2 separate regions of the Homo sapiens genome follow, and region 1 is linked to region 2. Evidence: read pairs that join two places in POLR2A ChIA-PET (ENCODE). Cell type or tissue: CD4-positive, alpha-beta T cell. All regions are shown on one strand. Each heading gives the region's core, and the rest is flanking DNA. Links, peaks and the distances in the headings are about the cores only.

Region 1 (5,361 bases), core at 362-5,361, 740 kb after region 2:
CGTCTCTACTAAAAATACAAAACTTAGCTGGGCATGGTGGTGGGTGCCTGTAATCCCAGCTACTCAGGAGGCTGAGGCAGAATTGCTTGAGCCCAGGAGGCGGAGGTTGCAGTGAGCTGAGATCATGCCATTGCACTCTAGCCTGGGCGACAAGAATGAAACTCTACCTCAAAAAAAAAAAAAAAAAAGTTCTCAGAAACAGCTTGGCTTTCTCCGAACCAGGCTCTCAATAGTATCCTGCAGCTGTCCAGGCTTTTGACCTGCTTCCTTGGCCTTCAGAACAGAACACCCAGCTCTTCCCCTCCACCGGCCCACCACCCGGGAGGCCCAAACAGCCTTTGAACTAGCACAAGGTCCTGGTTCCTTTCTCTTAAAGAACAGCAGGATCCGAAGCCTGCCCTCACAAGATGAGGAGGCAGCAGCTGAGAGGCAGGGATTTTTTTTTTTCTCATTGGAGAGTCTAAATTTGGTGAAGGAATCCAAAGCTCAGAAAGGTAAAGCAACCAGCTTGAGGTCACACAGCAAGTCAGTGCTGGGGCCAGAACACAGCAGTGAATGGGAGGATAGCCAAAGCCTCCAGGGAAGGGCTCAAAGCTGTGGGGCTATGCACACAAATGGGGTGAGGTCCTCGAGGTACAGATTAGGCACCCATTTTATAGGCCAGGTCACAGAGCTGGTTTACAAAATCCTGCTCAGAGTGTGGCCCCAGGTGGCAGGAAGAAGTGAAAGAAGGCCTCTAATCACTTCCTAAGCAGTGGAATCACAGGGAGAACTTACTGTCATTAAACCAGTATGATGATGGAGTGGGGAATGCCTCAGTTTCTCCCACCGCCGAGGGCCTATAGGACTACAGTTCCCAGGGCCCCGTGCTGCAGGCTAGCGGCCTCCCGCCAATGCTGGCCAGTAACCTGAGCATCCCTCTCCAAAAGGTCACTTCAGGGCTCCTTGAGGGACAGCAACAGGGGGAGCCTAGAGCTGCTCAGCTTCGGTGGGGGTGGAGTGAGGGCTGTGGCCCTGCCTCACACAACCTCCCTCACACCACCCCTGCAATGCAGGGTCGTGGGCCCCTTTCTCAAAGACATCCAGTGGCCTCTGCTAGTTGCACCTCTTCCGTCAGGGGACACTGACTTGGCTCCTGCACCACAGCCTGCAGGGGGTCCTGGTTCCTTTTGCCACAACACATGGCCTCCCATCCTGGTTCAGCCACTGACAGACAGCTCCCCAATCCAGCACTCTGCCTGCTCCTTCTTGTATCCAACCCTCCAAAAGGCAGGGACAAGGGACAGAAGACCATGTGCAAGGCCTGGAGGAAGTGGGTCAGCACAGGCCTGTGAACAAGCCAGGCCAGTCTTGGCGGCCCAAGTGGAGCTCACCTCTCCCTCCCCTCTCCTCTCCTCCCCTTGCCCTCAAAATAGCTCCCTGAGCTGCCAGGCCAAGACCCTCCCATTGCAGGGGAGGCGGGGCGTGCTGCCCAGAGCCAGGCTTTAAATCCCCTTGAGGCTGGGGAGCTCCACTCCTTGGCTGGAGGCAGTGCTGAGGCCGCCGTCCCCTCTACCATCAGTCCAGTCCGGCCCGCCCTCCTGCAGCCATGTCCCGGCCCCTGTCAGACCAAGAGAAAAGAAAGCAAATCAGTGTGCGTGGCCTGGCCGGCGTGGAGAACGTGACTGAGCTGAAAAAGAACTTCAACCGGCACCTGCATTTCACACTCGTAAAGGACCGCAATGTGGCCACCCCACGAGACTACTACTTTGCTCTGGCCCATACCGTGCGCGACCACCTCGTGGGGCGCTGGATCCGCACGCAGCAGCACTACTATGAGAAGGACCCCAAGGTGCTGCTGGGGAGCCTGGGGTGGGGGTATGGGCTGAAGGCGCTGCCAGGGAGCTGGCGATCTTGACTTAAGTGGCTGCCCCTCGTCACTCTAGGTTCTTGGGGGTGGAGAATCCAGGGGTGCCAGGCACAAGGGGTGCTGGGACAATCTGAGGGAGAAACCTGGGGCAGGAGTGGGGGTCAGGGAGCTCAGAGCAGGTGGGCTGGCTGCAAAGGGTCAGTGCCCACTCGGAGAAGGTTGGAGTGGGTGCTGGTGGGCAGGACGGCGCCTGTGGCCTGGCTGGGCCCAGGTGGAAGGACACATCAGTTGCTGCATGTATGCGCGGTGTGCCTGTGCAGCAGGCGGGGCTGGGGCAGCTGGGGCGGCAGAGATCAAGTGTCCGGTGGGGTCACTGGTAAATGTCAGCAACCTGACACGCCTCGGTGGGGAGTGGGGGAGGGGCGGGCAGACGGCCCAGGAGGGGACCCAGGAAACTGGGAGACCAGGCACTGGCAGCATCCTAGTTTCTGGTGCCTCTGGGTCTCCTTGGGATTGAGGCTTGAGGGCCAAGGGGAACTGGACAGTGCAAGGATGGGAGGTGACAGTCTCTAGCCCAGTCTCTAGCCACTGTGTGACCTTGAGCAAATGACTTTTTTCTCTGGGGGTGTGTGCAGGGGGAAGGGGTGCCCATTCTCCCGAGTACCTCAGTCCCTGAAGTGGGTATGGCCAGCGCTATTTCCCAGATGAGGAGACTGAGGCCAAAGAGAGTGATTTGTCCAAAGTCAGAGGAATGCTGGGACCAGAACCTTAACCGCTGGGCCCCAAAGCCTGAGACAGGGAGAAACAAATTGGGGACAGGGATGGGACTGCTGAGCAGGGCAGGCGGGCCAGAGGTCCAGGCGTGGCTGGGCCTGGCTGAGTGTTGGTGTGTGGCCCTGACCCCATTCCCTGCCCATCCGTCTCTCTGGGCAGAGGATCTACTACCTGTCTTTAGAGTTCTATATGGGACGGACGCTACAGAACACCATGGTGAACCTGGCCTTAGAGAATGCCTGTGACGAGGCCACCTACCAGGTGTGTGTGGGGTGGGGCAAGCCGTGGGGACTGGGGGATTCCACTGCTGACACTTGACCCTGACCACTGTCACCCTCACTCCTCCAGCTGGGCCTGGACATGGAGGAGCTGGAGGAAATTGAGGAGGATGCGGGGCTGGGCAACGGGGGCCTGGGCCGGCTGGCAGGTAAGAAGACAGGGCCGTGAGGGTGGAGTGGGCCGATGGGGTCCTCCTTGCTGGGTCCCTGACAGCCACCTCCCTGCACACCCCCAGCCTGCTTTCTTGACTCCATGGCAACACTGGGCCTGGCCGCCTATGGCTACGGGATTCGCTATGAGTTTGGGATTTTTAACCAGAAGATCTCCGGGGGCTGGCAGGTGAGCAGCCTTGGCTCTAACTTGTGGGGTCTAGTCAGGATGGGGAAGACCCCCACTTGTTTATCATCTCTGGCAAGGTCCGAAACAGCCCCGCAAGCTCTGTGGAAAGCATCCTTGCTGCTCCCCACCCCCCGACCCAAAGCCAGCTGGTGCCCCTGAAACAGGTGGTCCGTGTCCCACTCGATAGCCCAGCAGACCAGGGGCCCACCTCAGAGCTCCTGACTTATACTTGGTGTAGGGTACACCGGCCCACGGCCCCCACCCTGCCCCACCGTGCACTGTGAGTGCCTGTACTGATACTGCTGGCCTTTCTCCCTGACCTGCCTTGGGTGCAGATGGAGGAGGCCGATGACTGGCTTCGCTACGGCAACCCCTGGGAGAAGGCCCGGCCCGAGTTCACGCTACCTGTGCACTTCTACGGCCATGTGGAGCACACCAGCCAGGGTGCCAAGTGGGTGGACACACAGGTGAGGATGAAGCTGGGGGTCAGGGGAGCCCAGAGAAGGGGAGGGAAGAGAAGGAAGCCCAGAGAGGAAGCAGGACCCAGTGTATTTTACACCTGAGGATGCTGAGGCTCAGAGAGGTTAAGTGACTTACTCAAAGTCACACAGCTGAAGCCAGGAGAGACTGGAGACAGGGACACAGGGGAGCCAGCCTAAGTGCAGAGTCTGGAAGGGGAGAGAGGCTGCCCTGCTCCCCCAGTGTCTCCCCATGACCTGGCTCCACTCCACACCATGAGATTTATCAAAGGACCATCTTGGCGACTTGAGTCTGCCCTGAACATCTCGACAGCAGCAGCCCAGAAAGGGGGACAGGAGAAAACTGGAGCCTTCCGAAAGGAATTCACTCATCACACAGCAAGTTAGAGGGATCCTAAAACCAAACCAAATCTAGACACAGTGGCTCATGCCCGTAATCCCAGCACTTTAGAAGGCCGAGGTGACAGTATGGCTTGAGTTCAGGATTTCAAGACCAGCCTGGGCAACATAGAGAGACCCTGTCTCTACAAAAAATAAAAAAAATAGACTGGGGCAGTGGGTCATACCTGTAATCCCAGCACTTTGGGAGGCCAAGGTGAGCAGATTGCTTGAGCTCAGGAGTTCGAGACCAGCCTGGACAAGAGGGCGAAACCCCGTCTACAAAAAATACAAAAATTAGCCAGGCGTGATGGTGTGCGCCTGTAGTCCCAGCTACTCGGGTGGCTGAAGTGGGAGAACTGCTTGAGCCCAGGAGCCTGGGTGACAGAGCCAGACCTCGTCTCAAAAAAAAAATTTAAAAAATTAGCCAGGGTGCTGGTGCATGCCTGTAGTCCCAGCTACTCTGAGGCTTCAGTGGGAGGATCACTTGAGTCCAGGATTTAAAGGCTGCAGTGAGCTATGATTGTACAACTGCACTCCAGCCAGCCTGTGTGACAGAGTGAGACTGTTTCAAAAAGCAAAAAGACCAAAAACTGAAAACCTTAAAACCAAACCAGGTGTACAAATCCCAGTTTAGGCCGGGCGTGGTGACTTACACCTGTAATCTCAGCACTTTGGGAGGCCAAGGCAGGTGGATCACCTGAGGTCAGGAGTTCAAGACTAGCCTGACCAATATGGTGAAACCCAGTCTCTACTAAAAACACAAAAACATTAGCCGGGCATGGTGGCACGTGCCTGTAATCCCAGCCACTCAGGAGGCTGAAGCCAGAGAATCGCTTGAATCCAGGAGGTGGAGGTTACAGTGAGCCAAGATAGTGCCACTGCACTCCAGCCTGGGTAACAGAGTGAGGTCCCATCTCAAAAACAAACAAACAAAAAACAAATCCCAGTTCAGGCAATCTTCCTGCTGAAGCTTCAGGTCATCAGCCCCCAGATGGGCTGCAGATAAACCACTAGGCTTTCAGAACTGAGCATTTGTTTGTTGTCCTCCAGGTTAAGATGCAGTGGGGGCTGCTGGCAGTCCATGCCAGGTGCACGTGGCAACTGGCACAAGTGGCTGTGGCTGGAAGGCAGGAGACCTGGCTCCCTCTGGTGCTGCCAGCCTGGCTGTGTGCTCGGGGATGGGTCCCTTCCCTCTCTCTGTGTCAACTCCCACCCTGCACCAATCAGGGTGACTGAATGTGGGGAGGGAGGGCGATGCCC
Region 2 (5,366 bases), core at 250-5,249:
TGCAGGCAAATTAATGGCCTTTTCTAACATAGTTCAACCCACCAAAGACCTCGACACCATCGTTACCTTGAAACCGATTATGGATCATGCCCACAAGGATCCAAGCTACTGGCTGCATCGAGGTGAGGGGTGAAGGGTCTGTGCTAGATCAAAAGGCACGGGGTGGCGATGTGGCAGAGAAGTTGCTTGTGGGGAGACCTTGCTTTTAACAGGCTTCTGGAAAAGCTAGGGAAAAGTGGTTGCCCGCTTTCCCCCTTTCCCTCCCCTTCAAGCACCGCTTGAGATTTGGGCTTTATTATTAAGAGCTGCTATAAAAACAGCTTGCTTAAATGTTAAGAGAAGCCCAGGGGTACTTCAAGCATTCCTTCGGATGCTTCACTCCAGAAAGAGGGAGTTGAGGCAAGTCCTCATTACTAATAAAAATCAGGTGAGGCTGACACTTCTCTTGACCTTAGGATAATAGCGCTTTGTTGTCTCTCCTGCCACAGGAAGGCTCCATGGTTGTCCTACTTTAAGCCTTCGGTGCCTTTAGTGAGGGGTACCTGAAAAATCTTAAAAAAAGGCTTAGCGCCCACCTCACCCCTCCACCCCCACGCCAACACAGTTTGCTCACATGCCAGTTACTCCAGCATAAAGCTGAAATCTATTCAATACTATTGTCCCATAACTGATCTGACTTTGTATGTAAATACAGAAAAAGCTTGTTCACCTGTTTTCCTCATTTTGTCCACTGGTGAATTCAACTGGAAGCTCCTTCTATAGTCTGAAGAATACCATCTGAAAGAACTAGTGGTTCCCAATCCCCACATTTAAAATGGAATGTTTGGTTTATTTAAAGTAAATAGGCTATTTTTTCTTACTGGGTCTGGCTTCTCTGGCCCTTCGCATACGTGTGTCTGCTGAGTGTTCCTGCATGTAAGAATTAAGACCAAGGGAGGGGAGAGAGAAACCCACACATAAACAATGCACTAAAGATCACTGAACTGTTTAAACATTTCCACTTGCCAGTTTAATTTCTTGAAGACTGTTGCTTGTTTGGAATGTTTCTTGTCACTGATTTTAAGGTTGCATCTGGAAAAGACTAAAGGCTTCAGTCCCCTCCCACCACCAGAAATGAACAAAAAGCATTTTACCTAAAAATACACCAGCAAAATGTACTCAGCTTCAATCACAAATACGACTGCTTAAAACTGCAGAAATTTCCTCAACACTCAGCCTTTATCACTCAGCTGGATTTTTTCCTTCAACAATCACTACTCCAAGCATTGGGGAACACAACTTTTAATCATACTCCAGTCGTTTCACAATGCATTCTAATAGCAGCGGGATCAGAACAGTACTGCATTTACTTGCCAACAGAACAGACAGACCTGAAGTCAAGACAACTGCATTCTCTGTGAAGTCTGTAAAAAAAAAAAAAGCTACAACAAGTAAGCCCCACCCCCTCCTCCCATCCCTCCAAATTCCAGGAAAAAAATTTTGAGTATGCTGATAAACTCACTGCAAGGTCTCATACACTCACTAGAACAGAAGGAAGAGCCAAGCACTCATATGCAATTCAAAATCCTGAATGGCTTCATGAAGGATGAAATGCCTCTGCAAAGGAAAATTCTTTAAAACCCCACAGGCACCCCCTCCCTTCCCTATATAAGGTCAATAGTGTAAAACATTGCCTACCACTCTAAGATTGTAAGCATTTAAAGTTAACATGCAAACTTTGGAAATGTGAAAAAGTATTACTCTAATCACTGTCAATTTATAGACCCCTGACTTTCTGGAAATAAAATGTGTAATTACCTTTTACTCTGATCATAATCTCCCACCTGTCTAAGAGGTTATTTATTCCTTATTTAGAGGGCCTCTATTGCCATGTGCCTGGAATTATTATATGCTCATCACTTTATGAAGAATAAAATTTGTCTTTCCTGCCTTAAAGTTACATTCGTTCTTCCGCTCAAATCCTGATCTGGTCCATTAAAGAGTGTTCGCAGACAAAGTTTCTGAAAGATTAGAGAAGAATCCCCCCCAAGATTGCCCCAACACTGAACTACAGACAAACACTATTTTATTTAAATAAGGAGACAGCTTTCTAAAAGTATACATTCTCTAATAAAAATAGTTTATTATTTTGAATGATTTAATGGTTTTCTACACAATTTACATCACAACATGTAAATTTTAGCAGTAACATCTGATTCTAACAGCACATCATGCTATTCCTTTCATAGAGCCTTCAGAGATTCAATGCTAAACAAATTTCCTTAGTTGGCATCAAGGCACTGATCACTTTAGAGGCTTTTAAGAAATTATTTAAAGATGCAAATGCCTCTGAGTGAAGTGTACTATCCCATCACTGAAGCCCACAGGAACAAGTCCTACAATTTTAAAAAGGCTCGATGGAAAAATTTCTCAATCCTGAAATCCCCTAGGGAAGGGGTCAGGAGAAAGTGCCATGGTTGATATTTAAGAACTCCACAGCTCTTAAAAATAAGCACTTATCCCTAACATGCAATACTGCAGATGCAAGTTAAACTTATCTGTTAACAGCTGCCTGCTGTTTTCTGCTCCCAGATGAAATGAAGCAACTCTTCTGATAACGAAGAGATACCTGTCTGAGGCAAACGAAACATTGGCACACAGCACAGCCTCCTCAATCCACTTGATCCCAACTCATCTCTCATTTATTTCGGCTTCTTTTATTCCAGGATTAATGTAGTGTAACATTTTCATTTCTTTTCGCTTTTATTCTGCTTTTGTAAAAGCAGTATTTTGAGATGGACATTGCCTCTTCATTGTATTTCTCATCAATTCATTATTTTTGTGGTTATAGCTTGACAAGCAATTAACTTTAAAATGGTAGATTCCGTAACTTTAAATTGGTAGCTTTCATTTGCTTAAAATTTTTTGGCATATGCAGATAATGTTCTCATCAGTAGTAAGAATCTCAGGGTTATGCTTATTCCCCAATGGAGGTATGACATATAATCTTTTCTGCCTTTACTTATCAATTCACCAAGGAGCTGTTTTCTCTGCATCTAGGCCATCATACTGCCAGGCTGGTTATGACTCAGAAGATGTTATCTGAAAAAAGTCTATAGAAAAAAAAAAAGTTTCCCCTCCCTCATCAACAAAAGCCCACCCTCTAAGAGACATTCAAGCTGAACTATCACAATTCTTAATCAGTTACAATTTACAAACAGATAAGTTTAAAATAAACAATTTACAAAATTTTTGAAGCATACCTTAACATCTTGTTTTGCAGTTAAACAATGGAAAAGTATTTCTCCTACACTAAAAAAAAACTTGCTTACACACAACTGAAAATAGAATCTTACTTGATAATACAAAAGCTACCATCAGAAGAAATCCCTTCAGGATCATTAAGCCACTTCCTTTGCTCTGCAGTTTCTATAGTAGTTTTAAATTATTATTAAATCACCTGAAAAAAATTCCAAAAGAGAACCACACACTACCATATCCAAACAACTTTTGCATTTCCCATAATTGTAGTTAATGTCAGCCCAGTAGGCCAGACCAACCCCCAGTTCAATACTTTCCTTCCCCAAAAGCTCTATACTTTGAAGGAAAACAGATACAGTATCAAATTATGACACTTTCCTTGCCCAAATTAATGCACTGGTACACCCAGTGGCTCATATTTAACTTCCCCCAGCTTCCCAATTCAAACTGGGGGGAAAAAAACTAAATCATTGGGAGTTACTTGCCAACTTGGAAGTTGATATTTCTTTACTTTTTCCATTCTAAGACTTTAAGTTCTCTGGCATGAGTTTATCTGCAATCATAAACTAAACAATTACCTAAACCCACCCCACCAATCCCAACCGTAACAGGCCACTGCCAACTAATTGCCAATATTTGCCCCTCCCCTTTAATAAAACTTTTAAGAAGTCACATTATTGGAAAACTTAACTTCAACATTTGGCCTACTCAAGCTCTTCTGAAGTTCTCCTGAGATGACTGAATATGAACCAAAGCTGCACTGTGCTGTACTTTTCAGCTTCAACTGGGAATACTCTTCCAAGGATAAAAGCAGCTCCAGTCCCTGAAGGTGTTCGTGCCAACAGCACAGCGGTACACTCCTTCTCTAACCCAGTTTGTCAATAGTACTATAGCATCTGTGGAAAATCTTAGAAAAAAACATTTTCTCCCCCACCCTCTCTCTTCCCTGTTAAGACCATCCCAAAATGCTTCAAGTAAAAAATAACAAGTTTAAGGGGTTAAGCACTTTTAAAGTCTGATTAAGGGGGTGGGGGGAAAAAAGAGTAACTACCAGCCATTTCTCCAATGGACATCTCTTCCACAGACCTCAACGTGAGAACTGCTCTAGTTTCTATAAACTGTAAACCTGTGGTGGTCTGATTATCCTGATATTGGATTTTCTTGTTTTCTGTTACACCTTGAGTCATTTGCCTTTAGGATTCTAGACAGACCTAAGGGAAAAAGAACTGAAAACATATTTTGCCCCCACCCCCACAAAAAAAAATACTGAAAACTCCCCCCCGCCTCAGTTACACATCCAAACTCTACATTTACAAAACGAATTCAGGGTGAGGAAGTAAAAACAGGTCATCTATTCACAAAACTGAAATACTTCATTACCCCAACTAAACATACAAACTGCTTACAGATTTGCTGAAATTGTCTCAATTTGGCTATCAAATTCATTTGGTTTTCCTCAAATTCGTGTAAAAAAAAAAAACCCACAAACTTGCCATCTACTATTTCTCCAGGACTTGGCAGTCTGCCCTCAAAAGCTTCAGACAAGATTCATGAGTATAAGCCTGAAAAAGAGAAACCTACAACACCCGGAAATCGGCCTACGTCCCCATATAAATCCCTTTACACCTCAGTACGAAACTCCCCCATTATATTAGAAAATAAATAAAAGGTTACCATAAGTAAGTTCCAGAAAAACAACATATTGCCGACCTCACGGATTTTTACCAACCACTCGCTTTCCCTGTGGCCTTGGCACACTGGCATGCTGGTCTAGGATCCTCTACGCACAACGCCTGCTCGCCTCCTCCGTGTGGTTGCCAAGCCAAGCCGCCTGCTACCTTCATCACCAAATTGCACTCGCTCCTTCCTGGAATCCTTTTTCCTAGCTTCACCACCAAATCGTTAGCGCTCCTTCCTTCTTCCTAGCTTCCTTCACCAAATCGCACTGGCTCCTGGACTCTTTTCCTATCTTCACCACGAACTGCTGCTTGCTCGCTTGCTCCTCAGTCCTAGCTTCATCAAACACTGGTTCCTGGAATCCTGTCTGCTGCTGTCTTCCTAGATTCACTGAATCCACTTCTGTGTAGCACCTGGGTCAGCTGTCAATTAATGCTAGTCCTCAGGAT

Evidence for each region. Peaks named below come from ENCODE experiments on the same cell type or tissue, not always from the same donor. Only the 100,000 strongest peaks of a DNase experiment are listed, where the experiment ranks them.
Region 1: POLR2A ChIA-PET joins it to region 2 with 6 read pairs; 5 of 35 experiments call an interaction of 5 or more read pairs at or near these places.

The regions. Positions count from the first base shown.
Region 1 is chr11:64,756,126-64,761,486 of GRCh38, reverse strand. It overlaps PYGM (glycogen phosphorylase, muscle associated), which reads left to right and starts at 1,513. Exons shown (of 20, transcript NM_005609.4): 1 at 1,513-1,831; 2 at 2,783-2,884; 3 at 2,972-3,050; 4 at 3,138-3,241; 5 at 3,577-3,708. The coding sequence starts at 1,589. RefSeq lists enhancers at 696-1,398, 1,399-2,103, 2,104-2,807, 2,808-3,512. In CD4-positive, alpha-beta T cell, for the core only: no CTCF peak of the experiment used is centred there; DNase peaks (open chromatin) are centred at 886, 1,336, 1,846, 2,126 and 3 weaker places; H3K27ac peaks cover 646 bases.
Region 2 is chr11:65,500,363-65,505,728 of GRCh38, reverse strand. MALAT1 (metastasis associated lung adenocarcinoma transcript 1) reads right to left here. Exons shown (of 1, transcript NR_002819.5): 1 at 1-5,366. It also overlaps TALAM1. Among named protein-coding and RNA genes, the nearest start is that of MALAT1, 4.0 kb to the right of the region's middle. RefSeq lists an enhancer at 5,161-5,290. In CD4-positive, alpha-beta T cell, for the core only: no CTCF peak of the experiment used is centred there; DNase peaks (open chromatin) are centred at 3,048, 4,928 and 5,058; H3K4me3 peaks cover 5,000 bases; H3K27ac peaks cover 2,018 bases.